Regions from separate parts of the Homo sapiens genome. Here region 1 is linked to region 2. The links are chromatin loops, found by intact Hi-C in ENCODE. Cell type or tissue: Calu3. All regions are shown on one strand.

Evidence for each region. Peaks named below come from ENCODE experiments on the same cell type or tissue, not always from the same donor. Only the 100,000 strongest peaks of a DNase experiment are listed, where the experiment ranks them.
Region 1: a loop joins it to region 2, with 4 times the contacts of the local background. A loop is called at or near these places in 1 of 110 quality-filtered maps.

The regions. Positions count from the first base shown.
Region 1 is chr3:109,046,607-109,054,606 of GRCh38, reverse strand. The region is part of intron 14 of MORC1 (MORC family CW-type zinc finger 1); the gene reads left to right. Among named protein-coding and RNA genes, the nearest start is that of MORC1-AS1, 51 kb to the left of the region's middle. In Calu3, a CTCF peak has its summit at 3,837 (motif pointing left); a DNase peak (open chromatin) is centred at 3,806.
Region 2 is chr3:109,395,499-109,403,498 of GRCh38, reverse strand. It overlaps the pseudogene RLIG1P2. Among named protein-coding and RNA genes, the nearest start is that of LINC01205, 10 kb to the left of the region's middle. RefSeq lists an enhancer at 6,894-7,700. In Calu3, no CTCF peak of the experiment used is centred here; a DNase peak (open chromatin) is centred at 4,508.

The sequences.
Region 1 (8,000 bases), 350 kb after region 2:
CCTGCTTTAAAAACAGGAGTGAGAAGGGAGCCCATTTCAGAATCTTTCCCAGACTGTCGTGAAAAACAAAGCAGCAGATTAGAAATTGCAAGGGAATGGCAATCAGAGAACAGAGTGAGGTGGCAGCTGACCATGGTGGAAGGAAGCAGAAGATTGCTCCAAATAGACTGAGAAACCCTGCTCTGGGCACTGGGACTCCACTGTGTGAGAGCACATAGTCCCATGCAGACCTTAGTAGCTCTTATAATGTTGTTATGTCATACCATGGAGTAAAAACTACTGACCCTGGGTAATTGTAGATATGTTAAACTTTTTTTTTTTTTTTTGAGATGGAGTCTTGTTCTGTTGCCCAGGCTGGAGTGCAGTGATGCAATCTCGGCTCACTGCAACCTCTATCTCCCTGGTTCAAGCAATTCTCTGCCTCAGCCTCCCGAGTGGCTGGGATTACAGGCACCTGCCACCACGCCCGCCTAATTTTTGTATTTTTAGTAGAGACAGAGTTTTACCATCTTGGCCAGGCTGGTCTTGAACTCCTGACCTCGTGATCCACCCTCCTCGGCCTCCCAAAGTGCTGGGATTACAGGCCTGAGCCACCACGCCTGGGCAGATATGTTAGACTTTGTTTTGCATAGTTAAAAATTCTTGAGTATGTTAATTCCAGAAAGATTTCAATTAAAAATTTCTAAAATAAATACATCTGGAAACTTAAAAAGATAAACTTTAGTTATCTGAAAAATGTGATTTATTTAGATCACCTCACTCCTCAGAGACACCTGAACAATGAGATTATGTGCTGTGTATTAATTAAACTTCTTTTTGTTTTTCAACATATATTTTAGAATCAAGGTGTACATGTACAAGGTTGTTACAGAGGTATATTTTGTGATGCTGAGGTTTGGGATATGACTAAACTTGTCACCCTGGTGTTGAGCATAGTACCCAATAGGTAGTTTTTCAGCCCTTGTCTCCCTTCCTCTCCTCTTTTATATTCCTCAGTGTCTATTGTTTCCATCTTTATGTTCATGTTTACCCAGTGTTTAGCTCCCACTTATAAGTGAGAATATGTGGTATTTGGTTTTTTTTTTCTGCATTAGTTTGCTTAGGATAACGGCCTCTAGCTGCATCCATGTTGCTGCAAAGGACACAATTTCATTCTTTTTTATGGCTGTGTAGTATTCCATGGCATATGTGTGCCACATTTTCTTTATCCAGTCCACTGTTGTTGGACACCTGGGTTGATTCCGTGTCTTTGCTATTGGAAATAACACTGTAATGAACATACATGTGGGTGCATGTGTCCTTTCGGTAGAACAACTGAGTTTCCTTTGAGTATATACCCAGTAATAGGATTGCTGGGTTGAATGGTAGTTGAAATCTTAGTTTTTAAAGAAATCTCCAGACTGGTTTCCATAGTGGCGAGACAAATTTACATTCCCACCAACATTGTGTAAGTGTCCCTTTCTCTCCACAGCCTGACCAACATTTTTTTTTTTTTTTTTTACTTTATAACAAAAGCCATTCTGACTGGTGTGAGATGGTATTTCATTGTGGTTTTGATTTGCATTTCTCTGGTGATTTGTGATGTGGACCATTTTTTTTCATGTTTGTTGGCTGCATGTATGTCTTCTTCTGAGAAGTATCTGTTTGTGTTCTTTGCTCACTTTTTAATGGGGTTATCTTTTGCTTGTTGATTTCTTTAAGTTCCTTATAGATTCTGGGTATTAGACCTTTGTCAGAGGAATAGTTTGTGAATATTTTCTCCCATTCTATAGGTCGTCTGTAAATAAACTTACTTTTAAATTAGGCAGACATAGGGCTCCATTTATGTCAAGAAATAGAATATCATGTATTCAATGATTTGGGTGAAGTATGTGTAATTCATGTACATTAAAAATATGTCTCTACCCTTGAGTCAACTTAAAATCTTCACTTGAAGTTGTAATTTTAGAATATTTTCTTTCCATTTGTATCCATCCTGCCGTACCTAAAACTTTCTCACCAGCAAAACGGAAAAGCGTAGGAACTCAGTGGGAAATTATGAAAGGGGAAATGAGGTTGAGGGGACAGATTTCCTGCCGAAGCTGAGTTTTCATGTCATGGTCTAAAACATACTCAGAGTGTGTTCTGTGCACTAATATTATCAACATCACCTGGAACTTGTTAGAAATGCAGAATCCCAGGCCCCACCTGAGACCCACTGAATTAAAATCTGCATTTTTACAAGATCTCCAGGTGATTTATATTCACAATCAAATTTGAGAAGCACTGCTCTGAAGAGTATACCTATGTAATTTTTCCTGGGATAGGCATATCTTTTTCCACATGTATTTTTTTTTCAGAGACATGTATGAAGTTATGCTAAACATGAGACTCATTACATTGTTTGGCAAGGTTTGCTTAAAGCTGTAGAAAACGTGTAAGGTATAAATATCAACATAAACATAGTGAGGTTTAACTCAAACATCTACTCTCTGGTCTTTAACTGCTAGTATGACATGGTACAAAAGGAAAACATTAAGCATTTGAAAATCATGAACCTCCCCATACTCCTCTTGTCTTCGCTGTAATCCGTTCCTTGTCTTCATCCTTAGAAGAAAGAATTAAGTCTTCAGAAAGAGGTAGGCATTAGATTTAAAGGTCATAAAAATTATTTCCATCTAGGTCACACTTAGGAGAGTCATACTCAGTCCTCTTTGTGGGTGGAGCTCTCTCGAAGCCCCTTTGCTTGGTGTGTGGGTACCCTCCCAACAGTTGTACTCCCAACTACAGGGTATCATTTGCTAGCCCCCACTCCTTACCTAATTCCCTGTCCTTATCTAATTGTTTCTCACCTTCTACCTAATTGTTTCTATCTACCTGTTTCTTAACCTTTTCAACAGATATAATAGGGTTTGAAATAAATATATTTGTGTTTTTATTATTATTGTTTGATAACATATTGTTTTCCCAATTCCATAGTTATCTATGAATTGATAGAGGGCTAGAGGATACTGTCACAAAAGATGTTCCTCTAGAAGGAAGGTAGAGAGTAGAGGAAGGATAGCAGGCATGTGTATTTATTCACATATTTCACTTCATCCTCAAACTTCATTATCAAACTAAATCAAGTAATCAAGGTCAGAATTGGTAGTTTTAGTAATTTGTAAGGAGAATGACCTTCAAGGTCTTTGCCCATTAACTCCCACAGGAATAACCAAAGTTATATAATATTTGACTATCTGAAAACCAGTATTACAGGGCACACAGTTTTAATGAAAAGTATTTAGGTAGATTTTTTTGCCTTGTAAATAAAAGATGCAGTCTTAATATTTGCTGAAAGTCTGATGTGTTTTTAGGGAAAATTGGGTCCTTGTAAAAATCGAATCAGCAAAAAGAGAAATGGAGAGGTAATGACTTTGTGTCATTTATCAAATCTACATTTACTTTTGGCCCAGCTGATGCTAACAATCTCAGAAATATTTTCCTTGTCTCTAAGTCTGACTTCACCTCACTGTCTGCTACTATGTTTTCTGAAGCTTTATACATCCTTACAATAAAATAGAAATATTAATCATCAGCTTTGGGGAGTAGGGAGAGAAGGATAAATAAAAAGTGGGGAGAAACAAATGAAATTTGGGTTTGAACAGGAGCAATTATGAAAAATTTATTATTAAACTTTTCCAAAATGGATCAGAATTGAGCTGATGTTTCCCAGAAGAATTCAAATCATAGTTCTTCAGTTGGCAAAGAGGGTAAAATTCATTTAGCCTAGTCACCTTTAATCCGCTCACTCTCACTGCCGTTTTAAGACTGAATGCAGGCCACCCGTGAAAGGAAAACTGCTCCCTCTTGAGGCAGCCCATGAATTTGCACAACACTATTAAAAAAATACATAAATCTTCATATTAAATCCAAATCCATATCTCATGGGTTCTTTCATTCAACTATGCTAGGCACAAGTGTTCTAGGACCAACAAATCAGACATGGTCTGTCTTCTCTGAGAACTTACAGTCTAGGGTGGTGCTATGGTCTGAATGTTTATGTCTCTCCTGCAAATTCATGTGTTGAAAATCTGACCCCCAGGATGATGGTATTAGCAACTGGGACTTTACGGGGGTGATGAGATCATGAGAGCAGAGCCTTCGTGATTGGCATTAGTGTATTTATAAAGGAGGTCCAAGAGAGACCCCTTATCCCCTTCTCCATGTGATGTTCAAGTGAGAGACAGCCATCTAAGAACCAGGAAGCAAGCCCTCACCAGACTCAGAATCTGGCTGTGCCTTGAACTCGGACTTCCCAGTCTCCAGAACTGTGAGAAATAAATGTGTTATTTATAAGCCACTTAGTCTATAGTATTTTGTTAAAAGCAACTGAATGGACTAAGACACAGGCTAACACGATTTGACAATTAGAAATAGGATTAGTGCCCAACAGAGAAGAATGAAAACTGCAGAAACCAGTGGCCAGGAGCCCACAGTCTGTAGGCCGGGGAAGGCCTCCCTGAGGAAGTGATATTCCTAAAGGTTGGGGAGGGGTTAGCTGGGTCTCCTGAGTTCTTCCTGCTTGGGGCCCAGGAGGATAGGCCTAAAGCTTTTCCAAATGGCAGCCCCCCCAGGTATTTGAAGACAAGATTATGTCTCTCTTCAGTCTTTGTTTAATCTTGACTAACACTTCCAAGTTCAAGAATAGTAATTATTCTTCATTTGACATGGTATTAAATATATTTACCGTCCTAGTATTGTATTTTAAAGTGTATCATCTGGAAACAAAATGTGCCAGATGAAACCTGAACAGCCTTGACTGAAATGGGATCCTCATCTTTCTTTTGAGTTGTTGGAATCTTATTGGTACACCTAATAATATGTGAACTCTCCGTAAACACATTATTGACCCTCAGTGTCCCCCTTACCATTAAAGTTTTTAACAAAAATATTAATATGTGTTCTTGTAAAGCCATACCTCTCTTTTCTTATTTTTTCCAGTAAGTGGTTTTGAGCCCTAGTGTAGAATCATACATTTATCCCTCGTAAAGTTTATCGCCTTATTAGGCCTCATTCTTTCAGGTTGTAATGACCTTTTTTTTGGAATCTAATGCTAACTTCTAACTAATGTGTTATATTCCCAGATTTACGTAAAGTCTGGCTAGTATTTTCTCTATGACTTCATGTAAACCCTGTTGCATAGGACAGGAAAATCAGACCCTGGCCTTCTATCAGTGATCTCCACTGAGTAAAAGTGGGTACCTTGGGACATGTTTTCCTGATTATGCTATCACCTAACCCTTGTCAATTACCCAGTTTGTGCATAATTTTGAAAGTGAGAAATAATATTTGTTACATGAATATTTTCCTTAAAACATAGACAATGCTGTAGTACCTGGATGTAGCTAGTTGCTCACAACAGAATTTTGTTTTCCATATGATGCAATTTAGTCTCTAAGATCTCAGAAAGGGACTACCAGGAAAATGAATATAACAGCTTTGCTAAGGATACACGTCGAGTGATGAAGCAAATATTAAAAGGTGAGAATATGAGACAAGTTTATTTGCAGATGTAGTCTGAGAAACAGTTCATATCTTTTTAATTCAGTTTTTGAAGTTAAAGATTTTATGTATGTACCCGTTTTACTTAAAAATATTATCAATATTATATTTTATATTACTTTTAAATTTATTATGGTGTTATAGGCTGAATTGTATTCCTTTCAAATTCATAAGTTGAAGCCCTAGCTCCCAGTAGCTCGGGCTGTATTTGGAGATAGGGCCTTTAAGAAATAGTTAATTTAAAATGGAGTCGTTTGGGTGGGCCCTAATGCAGTCTGACTAGTGTCCTCATAAGAAGAGGAAATTCATACACAAAGAGACATACCAGGGATAGGTGCACACAAAGAAAAAAACATGTGAGGACACAGGGAGAAGGTGACCATCTGTAAGCAAAGTAGGGAAGCCTCAGAAGAAACCAAGCCTGCCAATACCTTGATCTTGGGCTTCCAGCCTCCAGAATAGTGAGAAAATAAATAAACTTCTGTTGTTTAGGCCGCCCAGTCTGTGGTATTTTTTCACGGCAGCCCTAGCAAACTAATACATATGGGAGATTTCAAAATTAGAATTAAAGAGAATATTATAATGAAACTCTATAAACCCATCAGCCAGCCTCAGTGATCAACTTGTAGGTGAACTGGTTTCATCTGTAGCCCAACTATTCCCCCACAACTGGATTATGAAGGCAGTCTCAGACCCTGTATAATTATATCCCTAAGTATTTTAGCATTCATTTCTAAAAGTAAGTACTGTTTAAAAACCACATTACAAATATCATTACCTAAAAGTTATTACCTTCTTAATATAATAAAATATCCAGTCTGTTGTTCATATTTCTAATTATCTCCTGTCATAAACTGCAAGGTTCTTTCTCTATCGCTGTCTCACACTCTCTCCCTCTTCCACTCCCCTCCTCTCTGTTCTTCCTTAAGTTTATTTGTAAGAAAACCAGATTGGTTGTCTTATAGTTATCACACAGTCTAGATTTTGCTCACTGCATTACTAGGAGTAGTTCAACAGGTTCTTCCATTGTGTTCATTTTTATTTAAATTGGTAGACTAGCAGCTTGCCCATTCAGATGTGGCTTTTTGTCAAGATGTTTCATAGGTGGTAGTGTGTTCTTCCATTGTGAGGCTGATTGTCTCTCTTTTAATGATATTAGCAGTCATGATCAATGCGTAGATTCCTTAGGAGTTCAAAAAATTATATTCTCATTCTATTATGTTTTCTTCATCAGCTCTAATACTTCTATAAGGAAAAACTGTCTTTCATCTACTACTTGGTTACCCTTGTTGGTATTTTTACTGTTTAACAGAAGCAACTGAACTCTATACTGCTAAAGAATTGCTTTGGATAAAAGCTTGATGTGAAAAGAGTAAGAGACAATTAAAAGATTAAAATATGATATAGACATTTTGCCTAATTGATTTACATGACATAAATATGTACTCTGTTTAAAATAATTACTTCATGTCAGCTCCCAGCAAATAAAAAGATGGTTCAGGAGTTCATCAAATTGACTGTTGGAAAAAAAAAACCACATTCTTAGATTTAATTCATTTACATTGCTTTCAGCTGGTAATTGAAATTACTACCATTGAAAGCACTTATGCTTCCTTTCTGACTGTACCTGTATTATCATGATAATGACATTTTTTACATCTACAATGAAGTTTTTTGCTAAAATATCTCCGAGGATCTCAGCCGTATTGCAAATAAAATACTAAAAAGTTTAGGACCCTTATTCTTTCTGGAATTCAATAAAATTTGATTCTTATAGTTTGATTTTTCCCTGCCATACCTAAAGGAAGACCTCAAAACTCTCCTCATCAGCCTGCTTAAGAAGAGTAAGTTATATTTAATGAGTCTGAATTTAAAACTGCAATCAGAAACCTAATGTACAATATGAGGACTGTAGGTAATACAGTTGTACTGTATATGGGAGTTTGTGGTTTGGTAAACAGTTCACTTCCCTGTAATAAAGCAGCTCACAATGCATCTTTGAAGTAATATGCTGAGATTCATCTTTTAAACGTGTACATGTAAACTCTTTCCATTATGGCTTTAAACACAATGGTAAGGAATGTCTTTGAAAATCATGTTTTAAACACTTGCTTATGAAGTTCACAGTTTGCTAAATGGTTCATTTCACTATAATAAAGCAGCTCACAATGCATCTTTGAAGAAAAAAAAGTACTGTATATGGGACTTACACTGAGTAGGTTTTAGCTGCTCTTGCTACAAAAACAAGAAAAATAGGTAGCTGTGTGAAATGGATATATTAATTTATTTCACTGTAGTAACCCTTTTACTATCTGTATGTATCCTATAACACATGTTGTATACTTTAAATACACACAATAAAGTTTATTTTAAAATATTCCTCTAATCCATTAAAAATAAAATAATGTAGACAATTAAGCATACATTGTATTAATAAAAATCAAATATGGGTCTTTAGGCTTTTAGGAGCATTAGTT
Region 2 (8,000 bases):
ATTAGACATCTCCTAAAAGTCTCTTTTATTTTAAGGAAACAAGGAAAGCTGACTGAAATAATTTTCTATCAACATTAAATTTATTGTTGCCTTCAAGTTTTCTGAGTCCAGGAGATGACAACCACATTATATTAAACAGCCCTGCTATGAACTGAATTGTGTCCCCTCAAAATCCATGTGTTGAGGCCCTAACCCCCAATGTGATCCCATTTGGAGATGGCGATTTGGTGACATAATCAGGTTTACGTGGGGCAAGGAGTGTAGGTTCTCATGATGGGAGAGATGCCCTTATAAGAAGCAACAGAGATTTTCCCCTTTTTCTCCTTCTCAACCATGTGAGAACGTAGAGAGCAAGCGTCCATTTGTAAGTCAGTAAAAGGGCCCTCACCAGGAACCGAATCTGCCAACACCTTGATTTTGGACTTCTCAGCGTCCAGAACTGTGAGAAATAAATGTCTGTTGTGAACACCACTCAGTCTATGACATTTTGTTATAGCAGCCCAAACTCAGACAAGCCCCCTGCTTCTCTCTCTTACACACACACACACACACTCTCTCTCTCCTTCTCTCTCTCTCTCTCTCTCTCTCTCTCTCTCTCTCTCTCTCATACATACAGGTGCCAAATTTCCCAAGAATTGTTTAGCTGGAGCAGTTGGGTGTATGACACTCTATAAGGTTAGGCAGGTTGGTGAAGTTTGTCCTTGGATGATCTGTGTGATAGTACGAATACCATTAGCAACAGCCCAGTAGGAACATAACAACAAGCTGACATCTAGAAATGATGCTGAGAAAAACAAAAACTTAAAGTACCTATGTAACCGGCTTATATAGGAGCCAACAAAAGCAGCTTCTGGAAGCTATCCTTGGCAAGAGGAGCTCTACTCTTGCCCTGACATTTGCCTTGGGGACCAGCGGAAAGAAAAAAGAAAAGATATAGATTACAACTCCAAAAAGAAAAATTAAAAGCCAAAACAGGAACTAACTGTAACTCTTTAAGGAAGAAGAAAAATTCATACTATCTTCCTCCACTACCAGGGCCACACTGAGAATTAAAGGAGCCCCCCAAGAAATTGTATTGGTTAGCATTCTAGGGAAGGGATGGCTGAGAAGCCAAACAGGGTCACTAGAATCTATGAGCACAGAGCTTGTGGAGGCCTGAAACACGGTGCCAGGGCTGCTGCTGTCTCTCAGGCACCTATTTCTGCTCTTCCCTTAACAATGTAACAAAGACAGAGGGAAGCCCAAATGCTTCATTTCTGGAAAAAGAAGAAGGAAAGGATCTAACAATATTCTCTCCCCTTTTTAAAACTTCTGCTAAGAATGTACAGAAACGGGCCGGGCGTGGTGGCTCACGTCTGTAATCCTAGCACTTTGGAAGGCCGAGGCAGGTGGATTGCCTGAGCTCTGGAGTTCGAGACCAGTCTGGGCAACACGATGAAACCCCATCTCTACTAAAATACAAAAAATTAGCTGGGCGTGGTGGTGGTGTGCACCTGTAATCCCAGCTACTTGGGAAGCTGAGACAGGAGAATCGCTTGAACCCGGGAGGCAGAGGTTGCAGTGAGCCGAGATCACGCCACTGCACTCCAGCCTGGGCGACAGAGTGAGACTCCATCTCAAAAAAATAAAATAAAAAAGAATGTACAGAAACGTCAGCTCCAGTTTCTGTAGTTCAGCTATAGTAGGATTGTCTGCTAAAGTAGGTAATGTATTGGGTTCAATAGTGTCCACCCAGTCTGGCACAGTGGCATGTGCCTGCAGTCCCACCTATCAGGAGGCTTAGACTGGAGGATGGCTTGAGCCCAGGAGTTCAAGGCTGCAGTGCCCCATGATCATGCCACTGTAGTCCAGACTGGGCAACATAGTAAGACCCCATCTCTAAAATAATAATGACAATAATAATGCCCCCCCCCAAATTCATGTCCATCATGAATCTCAGAATGTAACCGTGTTTGGAAGTAGGATTTTTGCAGATGTAATTAGTTAAGATGACATCATGCTGGAGTAGGGTGGTCCATAAGCCAATGACTGGTCTCCTTTTAAGAAGACCCTGTAAAGACACAGAGACACAGAGACGCATGGGGAGAATGCTTTGTGAAGACAATGGCAGAGATAGGAGTGATGCATCTATAAGCCAAGGAGTTCCAAGAATTGCCTGCAACCACCAGAAGCTAGAAGAGAGGCATGGAACAGATTCTTTTTCAAAGCCCCCAGGAGGAACCACCCCTGCCAACATCTTGACTTCAGACTTCTAACCTCCAAAACTGTGAGACAATAAATTTCTATTACTTTAAGCTGCTGAGCTTGTGGTAATTTCTTACAGCAGTCCAGAGAAAGTAATGCAAGCCGGGCAAGGTAGCTCATGCCTGTAATCCCAGCACTTTGGGAGGCCCAGGAGAACGGACCACCTGAGGTCGGGAGTTCAAGACTAGCATGAACAACATGGCGAAACCCCATCTCCACTAAAAACACAAAGTTAGCTGGGCGTGGTGGCACGTGCCTGTATTTCCAGCTGCTCAGGAGGCTGAGGCAGGAGAATCGCTTGAACCAGGGAGGCGGAGGTTGGGATAAGCTGAGATCGTGCCATTGTACTCCAGCCTAGGCAACAAGAGCGAAATTTGGTCTCAAGAATAAGTTACATCGACCATCCCATATTTGGCCGGGGCAGCAGCTCACGCCTGTAATCCCAGCACTTTGACAGGCTAAGGTAGGCAGATCATCTGAGGTCAGGAGTTTGAGACCAGCCTGGCCAATATGGTGAAACCCCATCTCTACTAAAAATACAAAAATAACCAGGTGTGTTGGCAAGCACCTGTAATCTCAGCTACTCAGGAGGCTGAAGCAGGAGAATCGCTTGAACCCAGGAGGTAGAGGTTGCAGTGAGCCAAGATCACGCCACTGCACTCCAGCCTTCCAGCTGGGCAACAGAGCAAGACTCTGTCTCAAAAAAAAAAAAATTTCATATGTACTATAAATTGCAAAGTAAATCTTTGCCAGTGCTTTTACTTCTTTCCAGACTCTTCTGGGCCACTGAAATTCTCTTTGCTATGTGCTTTTTAAGCTTCCTGATAAGAGGGTTTTATTTTTTAACAGTGCCTATCCTGACACACACTTAGCTTTCACAGTGAAAAACTAAATCTAATATCTCTGTTTTGATCAATCCAGCTTCAGTTATTAATACCTTATAACTAAATGATCTGACAAAGACAGCAGGAGAGAAAAAGGTTTCAACCCATTTTCTAGGGACACTCAATTGATCCCTGAGTTCTTTTGTGTTTAAAATGGCATCAGTGAAGTTATCTTTGACCAAGATTTTCCTCCTCATTTCTCCAGAGAAGTCAAACATAAAATCTGGTCTAGATAATCAATATGGAGGAAAAAGCAGAACCATTAAAATTCACTTAACAAAGTTAAGAGTACACAGGAGTCGTTCATCTAAAATATGTGTGACTCTAGTTTCTGCTCTCCAGGAGTTAATCGGGGCCTGTGCCTCAAATCTACTTTTTACAGCGAAATTCCCTGGGGTCCTTTTAAAAAATATGGATTTCTAAGTTTTACTCTTAAAGGTTTTTGTTCAGGAGGTTTTTCTGTACATGCCAAGAATCTGAATTTTGTTTTCAGTGTATGCCATGACATGATATTCATGACACATGGAAAAATTTAAAAAGCAAGTAGGGGGAAAATATGTATACTGTGGGCCAGGCCCAGTGGCTCACGCCTGTAATCCCAGCACTTTGGGAGGCCAAGGTGGACGGATCACGAGGTCAGGAGATCGAGACCATCCTGGCCAACATGGTGAAACCCCCGTCTCTACTAAAAATACAAAAAAACTACCTGGGTGTGGTGGCGCATGCCTGTAATCCCAACTATTTGGGAGGCTGAGGCAGGAGAATCACTTGAACCTGGGAGGCAGAGATTGCCGTGAGCCAAGATCGGGCCACTGCACTCCAGCCTGGGCGACAGGGCAAGACTCCGTCTCAAAAAAAAAAAAAAAAAATATATATATACACACACACACACACACACACACACACAAATATTTAAGGTAACTTTATTTATAATAGTCCACACCAGAAGTTAATCCAATGTCCATCTACATTTGGGTGGAAAAATAAATATTAGTTACTTTGGATGACAGTATTTACTGAAAACACACCTCATATTACCTTCTGGGCTGCTGCATATATTCAGATAATTTTAACCGAATTGTGGTTAAAAGGTGTTTTCATATGTAAAAGTTCATGGAGCACTTAAGATTGGTACACTTTATTGTGTATATTATATGACAATAAAAAATTTTTAAATGAACCAAAAAATATGATCGTGTGTGTGTGTGTGTGTGTGTGTGTGTGTGTGTGTGTGTGCGCGCCCTATTCTGGACTCTTTTGTGTTCCTTAGTAAAACTGGAGCCTGCCAGCTTGTAGCAAGAGAGAAGTAGCAAGAGGATTCTCCCTGACCACATCCAGTTCTTACCTCTAGGTGGAATTAGAGGACCAGCTACAACCCAAATCCTCCCTGGGCACATCCAGACATCAAGCTTTCCTTCCTACCTAGCCTCACCCTCCTGCCACTGGTGATCAAGAGAAGAAAAGCAGAAAGAGTGGGAAGCAGTCACTAATTCCAGCACTGGCCCAGGTACAAATGTTTACCCAGAAAATAAAAGCTTTAAAGGATCCCATAGAGTCACTGCTTATATTAATTATGTTATACAATAACAATAGAGTAATTTCAACCACCTCTCATCTGTCTCTACTCTAGGCCTGATAATACCCCTTTCGGGGAACGTCTGACCTAAAAGTGTAGAGTGGAGGCAAAAAGTAAGGAAGATCCACCCCTTTAATGCTTCCATTATATGTTCCCTATACTCAATCTATCAAAGGTCACATTCCTTTATTAGTGGAACAGGAGTGTTCTACACATAGCACAGTCTTCCCAATACTTGTTTCTGCTTTCTCCCAGTCTTTTGTAATTTTTTTTGGGATGAGGTCTCACTGTGTTGCCCAGGCTGGAGTGCAGTGGCATGATCTCAGCTCACTATAACCTCCACCTTCCCGGCTCAAGCCATCTTCCAGCCTCAGCCTCCCAAGTAGCTGCAACCACAGGCAACGCACCAACATGCCCAGCTAATTTTTGTATTTTTGGGAGAGATGGGGTTTCACCATGTTGCTCAGGCTTGTCTTAAACTCCTGAACTCAAACGATTCACCGCACCCAGCCATCTTTTGTAGTTTTTAACAGACGTATTCTTTTTTCTGTTTTGCAGATTGTCTTCTCTTTTTTTTTTTTAATAATAAAACTAATTCTGGCCAGGTGAGGTGGCTCGCCCCTGTAATCCCATCACTTTGGGAGGCCAAAGCAGGAGGATCACTTGAGTCCAGGAGTTCAAGACCAGACTAGGCAACACACTGAGACCCTGTCTCTACAAAAAAATTTAAAAATTAAAAACATTAGCCAGGCATGGTGGCATGATCCTATAGTCCCAGCTACTCAAGAGGCTGAGGTGAGAGGATCATTTAAGCCTGGGAAGTCGAGGTTGCAGTGAGCTGTGATTACACCACTACACTCCAGCGTGGGTGACCCTGTCTCCAAAAAATAAATAAATAAAACTAATTTTAATTGCACTTGCATTTTATATGTCAAGTATTACATCTTTAAGCCTACTAAATTTCTGATTAAAAAAATTGTTAAACAGTATCAAAAGCATAGTCATATTTGTTAAGTTTCATATTGGTAATTACTGGTTCTGAATTCATGTAAACATCTGCAATTGGCCAGTGTAAACAAAGAGGATAGACGATGGTAATGGACCTTAATTAAACAGCCATCACTGCAATCCCATACTATTCCTTTCACTTTACCTACTCTGCAGCTTTCAAACCAGGACAACAGATCATTGTGCTTCAACATAGGCAGGTTTCTTTTTTTGAGTCGGTGTCTCGCTCTGTCACCCAGGCTGTGGTGCAGTGGTGCGACTCTGCTCTCTGCAGCCTCTGCCTCCTGGGCTCAAGCGATTCTCCTGGCTCAGCCTCCTGAGTAGCTGGGATTACAGGCGCCTGCCACCACGCTCAGCTAATTTTTGTATTTTTAGTAGAGAAGGGGTTTCACCACATTGGCCGGGCTGGTCTCGAACTCCTGACCTCAGGTGATCCGCCGACCTCAGCCTCCCAAAGTGCTGGGATTACTGGCATGAGCCACCACGCTCGGCCCAATATAGGCAGGTTTCTTATTTGAAATGGTCCGTGTAGTATAACATATTGTGGATGCTTCTTCCTTCCTAACCCATATGGGTTTCCATTGATATTTGTTCCTATAAGCTGCAATGTTTGTTCCAAGAAATCTGATAATGGCACGGCACTAATTTCCAAAAGCCTAGGATCCTCAGGATGATGCTTTAGTACCAGATCAATTGCAAATTCATAATTAACCACAGAGGAATGCCAGTAATGCTATTTGTTATTTTTCTCTACTGGTGCCCCACCAGGAATGTGTCCATGTTTCGTCATGGACCAGATTCCTATTTAATTTTTCTGTTTCCTTTGCTGCTAGCCAACACTCTGGAGTAGCTTTGAAGTACTCCTCAACATTCCAAGAAAATTCTTTGAAGTTTTCTTTTGAATGTAGAAAATTTTAAAACCTTTTAACAGGTTGTTTGTTAGGTTTTCTATCTAATCAAACCGAAAGGTATCTCTGTAAGTAGCAACGTAACAACATGTTCCATCCACTTTTTCTGTTGGAATTGCACTGTAGATACCTGCATCTAATGCCTCATGACTTACAGTTTTCGTTGCCAAAACTTTAAATGGCTGATTCTGCCTTTCGGTGGAGGGCTCCTTTTTCACCTCCCTAGAAACACACGGCATTTTCCGCTACACGGAGCCCAGGCGCCTCGTGGTCGGCCCAGCAGGCGGTGCTAGAGGAGAGCGCGTTTGTGAGCAGCGCCAAGCACACGCGGGAAGAAAGCCCTGAGCAAGTAAGCCGGAGGCTCAGACCGCTCACACCACGCGCCCAGCGACAGCTGCAGCCCGCGCCCCCAAAACCTTACCTCCGATTTTTTTTTCTTTCTAGACTTCCTCCTTCAGGATTATGATGAATGAAGGGTTAAGAATATGGAAATAGAGGCCGGGCGCGGTGGCTCACGCCTGTAATCCCAGCACGTTGGGAGGCCGAAGCAGCCAGATCACTTGAGGTCAGGAGTTCGAGACCAGCGTGGCCAACATGGCAAAACACCATTGGGCATGGTGGCACACGCCTGTAATCCCAGCACTTTGGGAGGCCGAGGCGGGCGGATCACTTGAGGCCACGAGTTTGAGACCAGCCTGGTCAACATGGTGAAACCCCGTCTCCACTAAAAATACAAAAATTAGCCAGGTGTGGTGACGTGTGCCTGTAGTTCCAGCTACTCAGGAGGCTGAAGCAGGAGAATCGCTTGAACCTGGGAAGCAGAGGTTGCAGTGAGCTGAGATCGCGCCACTGCACTCCAGCCAGGGCGACAGAGTGAGACTCCATCTCAAAAAGAAAGAAAAAAAACAAAGAATATAGGAATAGTAGAGATACCAGAATAGCTCCTGAAGATTATCAAAATATTGTCCCAGTAACAACTTTAAAGGGGTAAATTGTTGAATAATTAAGGTTTATAGCTCTGCCATTCTTAGACAGCATAATTAAATAATTTATTCATTTGCAAGAAAAATGATGGCAATAAATCCTTGGAAATGAAGATTGGAAACGGGGCTTGGAAACAAGGCCATCCATCCTGCTCTGTTTCCTCATGCAGTGTCCAAGTCGTAACTCGGCAAGGAGAGTCTGAAAATAATTTTGATTTTCTAATGGGAATATTGTCTTTAGGTTTTCCAAGACAGTGCATTTATTTATTTATTTATTTGTTTATTTATTTATTTATTTATTTTTGAGATGGAGTTTCTCTCCTGTTGCCCAGGCTGGAGTGTAATGGCGAGATCTTGGCTCACTGCAACCTCCGCCTCCCGGGTTCAAGCAATTCTC